Linked DNA regions of Homo sapiens: region 1 is linked to region 2. A link is a loop called in an ENCODE intact Hi-C map of the cell type or tissue named here. Cell type or tissue: mammary epithelial cell. All regions are shown on one strand.

The links. A loop is a pair of places that touch in the nucleus more often than their neighbours do. Peaks named below come from ENCODE experiments on the same cell type or tissue, not always from the same donor. Only the 100,000 strongest peaks of a DNase experiment are listed, where the experiment ranks them.
Region 1: a loop joins it to region 2, with 2.1 times the contacts of the local background. A loop is called at or near these places in 3 of 110 quality-filtered maps.

What each region holds. Positions count from the first base shown.
Region 1 is chr3:89,112,393-89,117,392 of GRCh38, reverse strand. The region is part of intron 1 of EPHA3 (EPH receptor A3); the gene reads right to left. Among named protein-coding and RNA genes, the nearest start is that of EPHA3, 7.3 kb to the right of the region's middle. RefSeq lists a silencer at 2,600-2,709. In mammary epithelial cell, a CTCF peak has its summit at 2,620; DNase peaks (open chromatin) are centred at 2,652 and 2,962; H3K4me3 peaks cover 974 bases; H3K27me3 peaks cover 172 bases.
Region 2 is chr3:89,177,534-89,182,533 of GRCh38, reverse strand. The region is part of intron 2 of EPHA3 (EPH receptor A3); the gene reads right to left. Among named protein-coding and RNA genes, the nearest start is that of EPHA3, 72 kb to the right of the region's middle. In mammary epithelial cell, no CTCF peak of the experiment used is centred here; a DNase peak (open chromatin) is centred at 2,703; H3K27ac peaks cover 1,315 bases.

The DNA.
Region 1 (5,000 bases), 65 kb after region 2:
AAATACATGTTAACTGCTAACAAGCTGCTCTGTGTTCCCCTTAGTCAGTCTGAGGTAGATAGGAAATGTTACAATTTCCTGTTGATTGGAAATCAATCAACTTTATCATAGGCAAAAAGTAAAATTTTAAAGTCTTACATGAGGCAGTTTACACTTACTGGACCTTTAGATCTTATTCATCTATTTTTCTTAACTATTAATTGAAAAAACCTATATTAACCTTCTCAAAATGAATGTATTAAAAATCGAGAAGAAACAGTTTTGATATTGACCAACTAAACTTCTCAGTAATAAAATTAACCCACAATTCTCTATTTGCTTAAGTCCCTTTTGAGGCCCTGCTATGTAATCAGTCAAGATGTTTGTCTTAAAAGGGAAGACAGCTCAGTTTGGAGCCTTTAAAGTCAGTTTACATTTGCCTTGATTTGAGAGAGTTCTGAAAACCCAAATATAAATATAAAAAAATCAAATAATAGGAAAATGAGTAACAAATATGAATATAAAAAATCAAATAACAGGAAAATGAGTAATTGACATGAATTCTCTGGAAGTAAGGGGGAAAAAGTTTGTTGCTAATTCTTCACTTTGTTCATGGAAAATATGCCAATAGCTTGAAAGAATGGCTAACTCTTTGGTTAACCACCACATTAGTTTTTTTTTTTTTTTTTTTTTTAATGTTACAGTGAAGACAGCAAGATACTAAAAGCTGCTTTCTGCTTTGGAAGCCTGATGTCATCAATATGCTATTTTTGCTCTTTGCCAGGTTAACAGAATTTATTGCAGCAATTAATGCAAAACATATGTGCTAAAATACCCACATGAAAAATATAATTGCCCCCAACTTAATTTGCTACCTTTCAAAAGCCTGTTTTAGCTACCTTTTCTCAATGGCAGGAGTTAAATAGAATACAAGTGCTTTTATGAAAGAAGAGCTAAATCACTAAAATTTATTTTCTCATCTTAAGCAATTTAAAAATTATATTTTAAACGGGGGGAAATTTCCACAGAGACTAAAGTCTACTTTTTGGACCATGTTCTATTTTCTCCTATTACTGACCTTTAAGATAATTCCAATTGTTAATTCACACTTCATTTTTATTACACATAACCCTAAATAATCACACTCTGGTTATATTGTACAATTTCCTCACTATCTGTATGTATGGAATTCCTGACAAAATCTTCTTTCCAGGGTGATGAAAGGAGTGTTTGAGTGTCAGGAAAGGAACACAGAGGTAAGAACGTGTGAAGAAAAGTCATCACAGATATTTTCATCTACTCTTCTGTCCACAACAAATTCCTTTAACTTAGTTTCTTAGTGGGTCCCCCCCACACGCAGATAATCATAACTTATGAGTGTAACTACAGTTCCAAAGTACCCTCATTTATATGGTTTTCTTCAATTTTTCACTACAAATTTCTGAATGTTTCTAAATTATCCTTGCAAAGTCAGAAGACAAATTAGTACAGTCACTGGGATTAAGGTTGAGAAGCTAGTGCTTTTCCTGACAATGATGCCTCCCTAGTTCATAGTCATTTGTGTCTAGGAGAAAACATATGAGGTTAAAATCAAAAGACAAAGACGAGAGAGGGCTTGGCTTAGTTACCGCTTTATTATGATCCATTTTCTCAGTTTCCTCAGTTGTAACAATGGGAAACATTATGTTACCTATTTTAGGGCTGCTTTAACGATTAAATGAGGTTCAGTAAGTCGTGAATGATAATGTAAGGGAAAAATCTATTTGCCAGCAGAGCACTGAGCAATTATTTTCTCAGTGTTGAACACGGCACTGAGGATATATTAGTCTTGAAGTCTACAGGATTTAACAAAATCATCTTTTATGAAAAAGACTGAAGTTCTAACACAGCCACAGAAACATCAGGATCATCCACCCACCAAGCTATCTCGATAGCACAGCTCCCAAAAACCCTCTCTTGCCCATTCCATGTTTACTCCCAATATTGGAAGAGGAAAAATCCTGTTTTAATAAAATGGTGTCAGTCAAACACGGGCTTTGGGAGAACACAGACAACTTTTGAATATGCACAGGGGAAAAGTTTACTGACATCCCCTCAGCAATTACTAGGGGCCTAAAGGTGGCACTAGCAGGTAGTTTTAAAGAAAATTTTTCTAAAAAAAAAAAAAGATATTCTTCATTTTAGTCTAGCGACACCAAAAGAGTTGAATGCCCAAAAGATGAAGAAATAGTAAAGGGATAGGGTTAGAAATCAGCAAGCTGCACAACAGGGCGTATGAGGCAACTCCTGTGAGTCTCAACCAAGCGCACCCAGTAAGAGATGCTTTCTCAATCCGGCAGCGAACCTTGCAGAATATCTCCTTCCCCTGGCTGTCACCTGGTGAACCCATGAAAATGGATGGAAAAGAGACACGCCACTTCCAGACATCAAACTGAAAAGCCTAGCTGACAGCAATGCGAAAGGCGGCAGGGCGATCGTAGATCCTGAATTAAAGTCTATTCCTCAGGTCAGGACCTGCCAGGCCCGTCCAAGGCGCATGGACTCTCTGGCGTCTTACTGACGCCCAGGTAAGGAGGGTCCAGGTGGCAAGGAGTACGCCGTGCTCTCCCAGTGCCAGCAGATCCGCGGCAGCAGGCAGAGGGCGCACGTTTGCCTCTCGCGCGCTCCAGTCTCCTCCTGGCGCTCGTGTTCGCTTAACTTTGCACCTTCGCTCTCCGCTCGCTACAGAGTCTACACCGTCCGCCCGGGGGCAGAAACCCGGAGCAAAAGAGCATCAGGCTGCGCTCGCCCACCCACCCTACCTCGGGACGGAGGCCGTGGCACCCTGGTCGCGCTCCGGGAACTGACTTGGGCAGCCAGGCGCGGAGAGACTTGTGCACAAAGAACCCACTGGCCTCCAGAGGGCTGAGACTGCGTTACGCGCACCCGGAGATGTTTTTTTATGATCTCATCTTTAATTTGATGCAGAGTGAGCAAGCAGTGAACTGTTGAGAGACACCGTTGTTTTCCCTTTGCACCAACGAGCCTGGACCTAGCGGAGAATAGTTTGTGGTTAAGACACCCTGATGGTGGGTGTGGTGGCAGCAAGGAACACTTGCTCATCTCCCTGTTGCCACATTACTGTCTCTACCCGTACGGCTCTGCTTTGTGCTAAAATTTCGCATGACACACTTTTGTAATTTAATGAATTTGCATTATCAAATGTGGAAAGTGTAAGGCGAAGAAGAAGAAAGGCAGTTATCCCCTCCTGTGGCTACTCCTGTCCATGGCGAGGAATATTCACAACAGTTTGTTTGTACAGTGCTGCCACTTGCTTTCCTCCTCCTTCCTCACCTATTATTCTCACTTCACCATGTTGGTTTGGATTATGTGGATTTTCACCCTTTGCTTTGACTGGAACAGCGGGACATGATTTAGAAAATGAAGGGTTGGGGGATGTTCACACTCAGGGCTTCTAGTTTAATAACATCACTTCAAATTTGAGGCTTTATTTGCTGAATTGATTTTGATTCTGTCCACCCCTCCACATGCATTCGTCCAGACATTCAAAGGGGGAAGCATTTTAGCATTTTTTGGCTGTCACTCTTAAAACTTTCCTGGATGAAATATTTTCTTCTGGGAAAAAATCAAAAGTGTGTAAACTTGAGGAGAAACAAAGAAATGCAGCCCCCCCCCACCTCAACCCCATTTTAAGTGTGCGGGGTTTTTAGGGATTTAATAAAAATTGATTAGCCAGATGTTTTACGTGATAAATGCCTTTCTTTTAAGCAAATGATTTATATATTAACATTGGCTTTAAAACCTTTGCTTTTCTCTACTTCTCCAGTTTTCTAATCAACTTTTTTTATTTTCTTTTCTCCTGCAAAAACTTTTTTCTTTGTAATCGACCACCCTCCCCTCTTTTTTTTTTTTTTTTTTTTTTTTTTTTGTACAAAGGAAGCTGGTAGGAGGCAAACTAAAACTTGCTGACTTTCAGATTTTCCTGGAGAAAACCTCCTGCCAGGTTCCAAGAACTACCTGATACCAAGCAGCTGGGAACAGACTTAATGAAATCAAGCAAGTGGCGCACATGTATCCACACCCCGAACACACTGAGGGATGTCTTCCTAGGTGGATTGATTTGTGACTTGGAAGACTTTGCATTTTATAAATGTCACAATATTGCTTTTACTAATATTTCTAAAGTTGTTACAGAAGAGTTAGCTAAGGTTTCCACATTTCTGAGAAGTAAATTTCTAATCCTGGTTTTCTGTATAACTGGATGAATAATATAATGAATGTTTCACACTACTGGTCAACCCTTTATTTAAAAAATCTGTGGAAAGCTACTTGTGTACTTGGTAAAAGCCCTTTATTGACCTTCCGTGATGATAAAATCCAGATCTCTGAAAACAGAACCCAAAAGGAGACACCTGCATCTGTTCTTCTAAATCTTCTCTCAAACAGGAATTAAAGGAACAAGGTTTATTAAATATTTTAAAGAAAAAATGTGCAGGCTAAAAAATAAAGTTGAGGATCTTGACAGAAAATAACTTGTAAAACTTAATGTTCTTCCAAGAAATACACGTTTCCCCTTATATCTAGTATTTATGCCAAACCGAATCATTGAAAGAATGATTCAAATAAAAAGTAGCCCAGATCACAGATTTTTTTTAGTAAATGTCTATAAAACCTTATCGAGTTTGATGATTTGAGGAAAGTTTTATTAATATTTTCCTGAAGATCTTATGACTTGGAAAATGTAACTTTCAAGAACACTTCTTTTTTTTTTCATTTGTGTTGAAATTAGTAAATCAAATATATTTTGGAAATATATTTTGCCTTTAAAAATCATTTGCAAAAGTAACTATTTGATATTTAAAAATTGCATATATTTTATTTCCGAAAAAAATTTAAATTTCTGAAAGGATTTTAACATTAGAAAGAAATTTATTGTGGAAAAGTATTAAAAATGGTCGGACCCTTAAGGAACACACCAAAGTTTGAATGTTAAATGTAGGCAATACATAAAGAATGTTACT
Region 2 (5,000 bases):
TTTGTAAATTCTCCACTAAAGTGAATAGAAATCTATGTGTACTATACGGAAAATCAATTGAGAATCTATTCAGACTATAAAATTTCCTACACCAAGCTATCAATGCATTCCTACCTCTTATTTTTAAAGGACACTCTGATGTATTTAAACTTCAGTGACTAGGCTACTCTCCACAATGAATAGCCATATTTTCTGTACTGTACAGACTATACCATTAGCAATTATACATTCCCGGACTGATCTTTTACAGATGTCAAGGAAATCTGATGAAAGGACACACTCAGCATGGAGGCATGGTTGGGGCTATAAAGTGGCACCACTGGGTACAGCTGTCCTTGTTATAGGAAATAAAGAGTGGTATAAAACCAGTATTTATTTTTCAATGAAAGGAGAAAAAACCAATTAAAGTCATAAAGAAGAGAAGAGAAGGATAAAGGGGAAAAATAAAGGAAAATTTATGATAGTATGGTCATCAAATAAGAGGAAAACCATAGTAAAAAAAAAAAGCTAACAGATAAGTAAGGATGAAAATGATTATCACTGGTCAAATGCTATCTAAAGTGCTCACTGTTGCCTAAGACGTTTACATGAAATATTTCATCAACCTTCCCAGCGACCCTTAAAAAAGGTACTAGCATTTTGCCAAGGAATAATGATTCAAATAATTGAAAACCATTTCTTACTTTGAAGACTTTCACTCAATTAGCATGCCTGACAGGCCAGCTTTCTGAGCATGCAATCTGTATCGTCTCCTAGGGCTCTCTGCTTAGATTTAACGATCTGCTGCCACAATCTTAAAGTTGTTAGTTTTTGAACAAGGTATTTCAAAAATACCCTATACCCCCAGATTATGGAGCTGGTCTTGATATCTCATAATTCTGAAGGACAAGATTTATGACATACTTACTGATTGCATATGGCACTAATAATCCAAAAGCTCAAATTTAAAACACCGCAGTATTAAGTATATCTCTCTCCACTACCATCTCCATTACATTGTCTTTTATTTATTTTTCTGTTTATTTGGCTGCATCACCTTCTGAGGTTGTCATTGACTACCTATTAAACAGGTCCATTTGAATGTCTGCCTGGCTTCTCAAATATTTTAATCAGTGTACAAAACTGAGCTATGTGACAAAATATATAACTGATATATTTTGCTGTAAGAAAAAAAATCAGTAGAAGTTAGAAGAATTAAACTCTATGGTAGTATTCATTTATTTAATATATCTGTCATATTTGCTCAACTGGAAATTAACTCAGAAATTCTTCTGTGGTCTTCAACATGCCTATTACAATTTTGAAAACAAGGCAGAAAACCAATGAACACCAATAAATTCACTGAAATGCTCAAAAAGTAAACTTCAATATAAAAGAAACAGGTAGAATACAAAAGTCATTTAAATAAAACTAGGAGATTACTTAAGTCTGTCAAACTCAAATTACATAATTACAATATGAGTGTTTTTGTTTACATAAAAAGAAACATTTTCAAAACTATGAAAATAAATTTTCATACTATGTGTTGGAGTATGGAAAATATCCCATTTAAAGGGGTTTATCAGTCACTTGGTTTATCAACATCTTGTCCAAAAGGCTGTGACAAAATCTCTTTTTTTCCAACTCTCTGGAAATTATTTTAGCTCCTCCTATACAAGCAAGTCTTAGCAAATTACACAAACTAAACTTGCCAGAGTAGTCCCATATGCACTTCACTTACAAAAAAAGTTTTTATTTTATGTGAAGTACAGGTTTGCCACCTCAGAGTTTCATGGAAACAAGTCTATTTTTTTCCTTAAAAAATAACGACAGAGAAAAATAAATGACAAAGCTGGAGTCAAGGAATTTTGGAAACAGTCCAATTGTTTTATCAGCTGCACCACAAGGCAAGCAAACCTTAACCTTCTATGGCCTTATAACGCTACTAAACTGCTGCCCTTATACTTTGCATTTTGCATATATAAGGAAATGCTCCTCAGTTTAATATGTTGATTACTGTAAAGTAAGCACAATGTCAAAACAATATTTGACCCAATGCATCATAATGCTGTGGCTTTCTAACCAGTGTTCCTGTCACATGCCAGTCAGTAAATATACACACCATAAATTTAAGAGAATGGTTTCATCTTTCTTTTTAGGGAACTGAATACACACAGACTTGAAAATCAAGAGAAACTAACTTCTGACTCTGTTTATGGTATAGTGGGTAACTTACTTTAAAAAAAAAATCAGATTTGGAATTGCATAAAGGACAATGCCTAAATATTTCCACATTCAAGCCTGGTCTATTTAAGATATCTTAGATGTATAGCAGGTAAGAAAGCTTTCATGAAAAAAAAATTAATGTTGAGCTGTTTTGACATCATTTAATTGGCACACTATGCATTTGTAGATTTTTAGGGAAGAAATTTATGCTGTTGTAGAAAAACACGGAAACAAATAGAACAGGTTTTCTAAACACCCTCAACTACAGATTACAGCATTTTGTTTTAACCTTTTATAACAGAAATTGATATGAATATACGAACTGCACTTGAGTTGTATTTCTGCATATTTAAACATTTAAATTACTTAGCCTCTAAGTCTCAGGGTATTGAAAAAAAAAAACCCTGCTCTCAGTGAGACACTGATTTCATGCTGTGACAAGCTCAAAAATGAAAACAACTATACACATGAGAGGGTTTTTCACCAAACCGCAGCACTAAGCACAAATGAAACCCTGCTGGGAACATGTATCTACAAGTGTGAGTATGTTTGACTTGGTAACATGCATTTGTGACTTTATGTGTTAATAGGAAAAAGCGAAAAAGGAGCTAGACAAGGATTTCATTGTCCACATTTTTTGAAGATCTTTTTTTTTTTTTTTACAGACTTTAAAAATATTGGCAACATTTGAACATAACACTTAGCATTGGGCTCAAAGGCTGTCTTCACTACAGTTAACCACACAGTTCCCTGCTCTGCCCCAACAGTGACCTCAATCTAAGCGAAAAAGATGAGAGAAGATTCAGACTTTATGCTTGTATTCCCCTTGGACTGGTCTGGACCAAAGATCATAAAGAGACTCACTATGAATCATGATTTATTTCTTATTAGATGATGGAGTAAGTATCCTATTATATGAAAAATAAAGGCAAATGGTGGTAACTAATTATAAAAGTTCCCCTCCTTTTTAAAGAAATTAGACTGGTTTAAAACCCCTTCTCTGATAACTATCTATACTCCATTCCCATGTGATTTTTGAGGGAGGAATAAGAGATATCAGAGATCAGTATAACAGTAGGAAAAACATTAGAAAAAGACATATTAATTAGTCTTCCAAATAAATTCCATCTCAAATATAATTTCACAATACTTGAATCATTGGCAAACATAAAAATGCACATGAAACAATTCAACATTGCAAGAAACACAAATAACACTACTCAAATGGTTCATTAGGTATAAAGAAATTATTTTATTCAAGTAAAAAAAGAAAAATGAAAATTTTTATAAAATATAAGCGATATAGTTTGTACCATTTTGCTTTTAGAAAAACATCCCACATTAATAATATAATATACATCTAGTTTTTATACCACAAACATTTATTGACTTTGACTACCTTATTATGATTTAATACACAATGGATAAAAGCAATAAAATTATGACTTTAAACACATAGAAAAGGTTATTCTCAAGATTCAGATGCTAGTTATAAGCAGTAACTGATATAAAACACTTTTCTTTTACCCATAAAAATAAAATATAAATTTCTTCTGTGGCTCAACAAATAGAAGTTATGGACTCAAAATGCTTTAAAAATAGAGGATTCTATATAACAGTATTGAAAATATTATTATTTTAGTTAATACATTATATTATTCAGAATTAATAATAAAACAGAAAAGGTTTTATAATATAATTTTCAGTGCATCTAAAACATCTAAACAATATCTGCTCCAATCCACAAACTTCATAGATAGTGTACTATCTACAGTAATAAATAATGGATTCACAGGAGCTATTATTCCCCAAGGACTAAAAATTCAGAACAAGAATTTCTTTCAAAACAGTTGGTACATCTTTGCTATGACATATAACTCCACAGCCAGACTCCTATTTCTAATTCCTTCCTCAACAATAATGTATGTGTAATTATACGTATGCTAACAGCATTTCTTTATACCTTAGTTCCATCTTTGCACAAATGGAATAAAGGAATATCAACATGGAAATCAAAATTATATTTAGAAGATGTAATAACATAAAAATGACTTGAAATTATTTACTATCTATCTATCTATTGGCTACATATGTCTCTTGATTATAAGCCCTTAAAATGTCATTTATTCCTAGTAAATATTTGTTTTAGAATCATCATGCCAGGGGAACTGCACCTTGAAAAAGTTCAGTAGAATAATTGTAATCAACACTTTAAGACTATCCACAAAGAAGATAAAAATTTCAGTGGTAGAACCCAAAATAAAAATGTAAATGTACAAATAGATATGAATTTAGTTCACCCCTTGGGATTTTCCTCTAATACTTTGGTTCCTTTGGAGGATATTATGTTCATTATCATTAGACATTATATTTTTGCTTTGTGACTCAGTCTTCTTTGGAAAATTCTGAGTGTAGTAAATCAATCAATCAATATTTAATTGAACAGCACAGTATTTAAATAGGAGAGAATAAAACGAGTGAGGGAAAGAGAGGTAGAAGAAGAGGAAATAAAGCAAGCATCAAAAACAGTGAATGCAAATATAAAACACATCAAATGTTGTCAGGACTACAGTTGAAATTACCCACAGGAGATGTACAGAGTGATTTGATAAAACAGTGCATTTAATTAGCAACCACTAATTTGAACTAACACCTTGAAGATTTGCTATCCTTCACATTTTCTGGCAATTTGAGTGGCTTTTCAAAACCCTTTCTAACAAACTAAACCTTAAGGCTAATTGATAATTTCAAAAATTTTTAAAAAATGAAACCTAAAAGAGAAAGGAAGTAACCCT